Regions from separate parts of the Homo sapiens genome. Here region 1 is linked to region 2. A link is a contact called in ENCODE Hi-C data. All regions are on one chromosome and are shown on one strand. Each heading gives the region's core, a stretch centred on a gene start or an enhancer-like site at or near the end of the contact. The rest is flanking DNA. Distances are from core to core; before and after follow the strand shown. Region 1 holds the start of LINC00475 (long intergenic non-protein coding RNA 475). Region 2 has its middle 77 kb from the start of LINC02957.

Region 1 (2,704 bases), core at 92-2,591, 1.2 Mb after region 2:
AGGGTGGAAGAAATCCTGGATGCCTCTGAGGTCCCAGGTTTCTGGTATACCCTCTGGCTGGACCATGGGGAGACAGGGCAAAAAAGGAAGGAGGGGTGCCCACAGCCTGCTCTAGCTCTGCACTGGGGCTTGGCTCAGCATGGGAGAGACCAGAGACAGCAAGAGGCTGCGTGAAGGAAGCACAGCCAGCTCACTATGGTCTAAGGAGAGAACAGGGATTGGCCTCAGTTTTAACCACCGTGCCCTTTGCTCACCAGGGCTCTGGGGCCGGCCAGGTCAGCCAGTTGGTGGGATTCCAGCCTCAGGGTGGCCGAGCTGCAGGTGCAGCACCCGGCCTCCAGGTGGCGCCAATCTGCTTACTTTGAGGTGGCCTCTTGACAAGCAGCTGAGCTGCACGCAGTCCCTCAGCCTGCCGAGGTCCTGGGAGCAGGGATCAAGGTGGTCCCCGTAAACCTGACAGTAAACCTGACAGAGGCTGCAGGAGTGCATTTCCACCCAGGGTGCACTCAGCGAGTGGAACTCCACACCCGTTTCTTTGGAGTCAAGGCGCGACCTCTCAGGGAGGAGACTGCTCCTGGTTGCCCACTGCCGGGTCATCCCAGCTTGCAGTGGAACCCTCCGCAGCCTGGCCTCTTCCAGGGTAGCCCCTCACTCCCCTCTCTCTTGTCCTAGGATAAGGCCGAGGAGGGCTGACGAGTTCCAGCTCTGGGGATGCCCTATCAGCTGTGTCACCTTGAACAAATCATTTCTCCTCTTGGGTCTCTGTTTCCTCCAGTGTGAAACGTGGTGAAGGCATGAGGGGCTATGAGAGCCCCAAGGCCTCTTTCAGAGATCTCCTCTGGGTCCCATGTGACCCCGTGGCTATCCCCAAAGGCAAGAGGGTCCCCAGCCCTGCAGCCAAGGCCCTGGGACACCCTTTCTAAACAAGTGCAGGTCTCTGACGGGCTGAGCTTTGCTCGCTTGGGTTTCTTTGCTTTTTTCCTTTTTTTATCTTTCCTGAATGAAATTCCTGCCAGCTCCGAAGGAAGGAGGGAAGGGAGCTAGCCGCAGCGTAGAAAGTTTCCTTGACTCCTCCTCCGGCTGGGTCTCCCTCCCTTGCCAAGCCCAGCCTGTGAAACTGAATAACGAAGATCACTCAACAATGCCTGCTCCTCTCTGACTGCACCGCCCCGCCGCCGACGCCCAGTAGAGCCCCCGGGGCGGTCCCCACCGACGGCGCAGCCCGCCGGGACCGGGAGAAAGCAGCTGCGGACACCGCGCCCGTGCGTCTGCGCGCCTGGCCGCCAGGTGACCCAGCAGCCCGGCCGCCGAGATGCCCAACCCGCCCAGGCTCCGGGCGCTGTGACTTCGCGCCGCTGTGTGCGCCTCCCCGAGCGCCGGCTGCGCCCCCCAGCCCGGCCCGGGGCCTACCGCCTGCCCGGCCCCCTGCCACTGCCAGGAGGACGGCATCATGCTGTCTGCCGACTGCTCTTGAGCTTGGGCTGTCCGCCATACCGGGGGACCTGGATCCCCTGACGGCTTACCTGTGAGTACTGCCCGCCTGTCTCCACCTGGTACTGCGGGCTGCTGGCTTGCACCCAGTCCTGGCCTCAGCAGGACACCTGCTTGCTTGGTGCCCTGGGGCGTGGGCATCCCGGAGAGGGTTCACCCCCTTCCAAGTTGACCGTTGCGGGACTGGGGAGGGGAGAAGAGTCTGAGACTAAATATCAGGCGAGCAGGGAGACCAGGCTTCCCTGACTTGGCTTCCCCATTGGCCTCCGTGCTTGTGGGCTGACTGCGGGAGCCCAGGTTTGGCAAGGTGGGTTCTGGACCCTAAGCGGGAGGGCGCGGGGCTGGCTCCCCCATCTCCTGTTGCTGCATTCTCTTCCAGCAGAGCAGTGCCCAGGATGGTGGCTGAGGGTAAAGCTGACAGAACTGGAGGTGGAGGTGAGGGGAGCGTGCCCCAGTGGGGTGGAAATAATGTCTGTTCTTCTGCCATGGTGAGGACAACAGGGCTGTCACACTGAGGCTGGGTGGCCTTCTTTGGGGGGGGGGTCCCAGAAGCTGGGAGGGGGGCCTTATCCACTCTTGTCTCCTCAGAAAGGGACTCTGCCAGCACCATCTCCCTTTACTGGGGCCTCCCGGCTCCCCCAGGGGCCTCCCTAAAGTCATGTCCCAAGAGGCTGTGTTGGAGACACTAATTTGTGGGCAGGCGCGGAGGCTGAAAAGCGGAGAACCATTTTTAGCGTCTGAGTTGGGGTGAGATGGCCCGTGAAGGGGACCCTATTGGGGGCAGCTGTCCTGTCCGTCTGGCTCACAGGAGCTTCCCCTCAGAGCTGGAGGGCTGGGGGCTCTCGCTGCTTACCACATGGGCAGGAGGAGGGTGAGAGAGCACATTCCAGGCCACCTACCCGCACCCCCAGCCCCGCTCTGGGGAAAGGAGACCTCCTCCAGCCCAGCTCTGCAGGCTCCATCAACTTCCTCAGAGGAGCTGGGAGCAGGTGGGAAAGCCTGGGGCCTTCTGCTGAGGGCTAGGATCCCAGAGCTCCTTCTGGCCTGAGAGAGACCCCTCATGGCTTCTAGCATGTGGGAGTTCTAGCACGTGGGAGCTTAGAGGAAGAGGACGCTGGGCGAATCTTTATAGGGGCCTAGCAAGAATTTGTGGAACTAAAAGGATGCTCAGTGTTGGCAGTGTCCTGGTGGGAGGCAGAGGGTCCCAGATGGC
Region 2 (2,700 bases), core at 104-2,603:
TGAGGGTAGGACTTAGTGGCCAGATGACCTGAGCCTCCTACTGTGCCTTCCGTACCACCTGAGCCACAGTTACCGCATGTGCGTAGTTCACTGTGGGGGTATGAAACCAGCCATGTCACAGCCATCTGTGGCATGCACCTGTAATCCCAGCTATTCAGGAGGCTGAGGCAGGAGAATCGCTTGAACCCAAGAGGCAGAGGTTGCAGTCAGCCAAGATTGTGCCATTGCACTCCAGCCTGGGTGACAAAGCAACAGAGCGAGACTCCATCTCAAAAACAAACAAACAAACAAAAAGTCAGTGTTGATGACAGTTGATGACTGTCCTCCCTGCATAGGGTGCCCCTTCACTTGTAGCTATTTACCCTTCAGGAGTTGTGCTAGAAAGGCATGAGCTCTTTCTACCACGGAGGGCAGGCACTGCCCTGGGCCTGGAGTGTGGACTCCCACCTGGAACAGCCTCTGAGTGCCCAGCCCATGGTGACCCTGATTCTGGCAATGCCCTACAGTTACATGGCCCAGCCCAGGGGTCCCTGTGGATGGAGAGCCGTTTGCCACCCCCAGGTCCATCCTGGGAAGCCGGGGCTGTGTGAGTGTCCCTAGTACTTCAGCCTTGTTCTTATGTGATCTGCACGGAACCCGCTCCAGGCTTGCCATCACCCCCAGATGGCTGAGGACCACCTGTTCTCCTCAGCCAGGGCCAGGGCTGAGGTGAGAGAAGGGGACACTGGGGCGTAGCTTAAGGACACTCACTTGCCTCACCTGGCCTGGGCCTGCCATAGGGATCAACCCAGCCATGTGCTTTCTGCCCAGGAAGCCACACTGAGGAAAGAGACTGGAGGCAACCCAGCCTGGGTGCTCGTCCTTTGTTGCCCATACAATGGGCTTTCAGCTTCAGCCCTCTGTCGACCTCGCAGGGTGGGCTTAATGTGCTGTGCAGTAGGGTGAGACCCTCCGAGGCCGGAGTCTCTCCCCTGCCCCAAGACCATTTCAGCCTCTGCCGTGTTCTTGCATGGGTATTGTCAGTGGAAGAGAGAAAGCATTCCATGGTTGGTGACTTCTGGAAACCTCTGTGGACTTGCATTCCCTCCGTTGGAATGAAGCATCTTCAGGATGCACAGAATTTCGGCAGCACGGAAACCTGCTTGTGCTCATTTCTCCCGGCATGTCCTCCACGTCTTTGACTCCTCACAAGGCGGCTGTACAGGCACTTTCCCATGCCAGGCCTCACTGTTGGCCTGGCATGGGCTCCCACTCAGCCCGTGCTGTTCCAGCGAGTCCTTCCTGGGGCCTGAAACCTTAGCCCATGGCTCCTTCCCCACATAGTTTTCCCTCTTTCTATGGCTGACGACCTCTCCCTCGGGCCCCAGAACATGACGTCCCCACTACTTTGAGGCTGCCAAGCTCTCGGGAAACGGGTCGCTCTGTTCCTCTCTTGGGCCTCCCACAGCCCTGGAACAGTCTGGGTGCCCTGGGAGGGACCCAGCCAGCCTCTCCTTGCTGGCTGGACTGTGTCCAAGCATTGTGCTCCATGCATCCCCTCCTGGACAGCCTTGGCTGCCGTGCTCATCAGCGCTTCTACCAGGGCAGTAAAGGAGAAGGACAGCAGGCAGAGCTGCACTCTCTGCATTGGCCCCCAACTCCTAATGCCGGCATGAGTTGGCTTGGCCAAAATGAATTGTTTGGATGATTTTTCTGTATTTGAAGAGCCAAGGAAAAAGTTTCCATTTTGTGTCTGTGTGTGTGTCCGTATATACGTCTGCATGTATGTCTGCGTGTATGTCTGTATGTGTGTCTGTGTGTCTAAGTGTCCCTTTATGGGTCTGTGTGTGTATGTACATGTGTATGTCCATGTCTATGTGTATCTGCGTGTATCTGTGTGTCTGTATGTACATGTGTGTCTGTATGAGTCTGTGTGTCTGCATGTATCTGTGTCTGTGTGTCTATATATACATGTGTGTCTTATGAGTCTGTGTCTGCATGTATCTGTATCTGTGTGTCTGTGTGTCTTACATACATGTGTGTCTGTATGAGTCTGTGTATCTGTATGTATCTATGTGTCTGTATGCCCATGTGTATCTTATGAGTCTGTGTGTCTGCATGTGTCTGTGTGTCTGTGTGTCTGTATGTACATGTATGGCTGTATGAGTCTGTGTATCTATGTACCTGTGTGTCTGTGTGTCTGTATGTACATGTGTATCTGTATGAGTCTTTGTATCTGTATGTATCTGTGTGTCTGTTTATATGTACATGTGTGTCTGTATGAGTCTGTGTATCTGTGTGTATCTGGGTATCTGTGTGTCTGTGTGTACTTGTGTGTCTTATGAGTCTGTGTGTCTGCATGTATCTGTGTGTCTGTATGTACATGTGTGTCTTATGAGTCTGTGTGTCTGCATGTATCTGTATGTCTGTGTGTGTCTGCATGTGTTGTGTCTCAGCGCACAAACCCGCAGCACACAGAGCTGGCCCTGCCCATCCACTGACACAGGAAACCTGAGCCTCGAAAGCAGCCCATGGCGCACCTCAGTGCTGGTGCACTCACCCTCTTCAGCCTCCTGGTTCTTCCACGGAGCCCAGCTCTGGAGCAGCAGAGCTCAGGGACACTGTGTTCCTCCTGTCCTCACATGCTGCAGCCCACCACCTTGCCAAGCTGTGTCTGGGCACGTTTCTGGAACCTGGCTTGGCTCCAGCACTGGCCCTGCC

The links. Hi-C counts contacts between places; a loop is a spot of excess contacts on that map. Pooled maps may share reads with other maps.
Region 1: a loop to region 2 is called in a map of CD4-positive, alpha-beta memory T cell, with 11 times the contacts of the local background. The contact joins the promoter of LINC00475 here to the enhancer-like site in region 2. A Hi-C loop is called at or near these places in 1 of 168 maps with a recorded cell type or tissue (CD4-positive, alpha-beta memory T cell), 1 of 37 single-sample maps with no recorded cell type and 12 of 50 pooled maps.

The regions. Positions count from the first base shown.
Region 1 is chr9:92,140,126-92,142,829 of GRCh38, forward strand. LINC00475 (long intergenic non-protein coding RNA 475) reads left to right here and starts at 1,342. Exons shown (of 4, transcript NR_027341.1): 1 at 1,342-1,525. RefSeq lists enhancers at 1-468, 1,048-1,627, 1,628-2,206 and a silencer at 1,192-1,371.
Region 2 is chr9:90,918,663-90,921,362 of GRCh38, forward strand. No RefSeq gene overlaps it. Among named protein-coding and RNA genes, the nearest start is that of LINC02957, 77 kb to the right of the region's middle. RefSeq lists a silencer at 2,672-2,700. Within about 2 kb of position 1,354, at least 13 of the 41 ENCODE cell types and tissues checked have a DNase peak (open chromatin) inside an H3K27ac peak, as active enhancers do.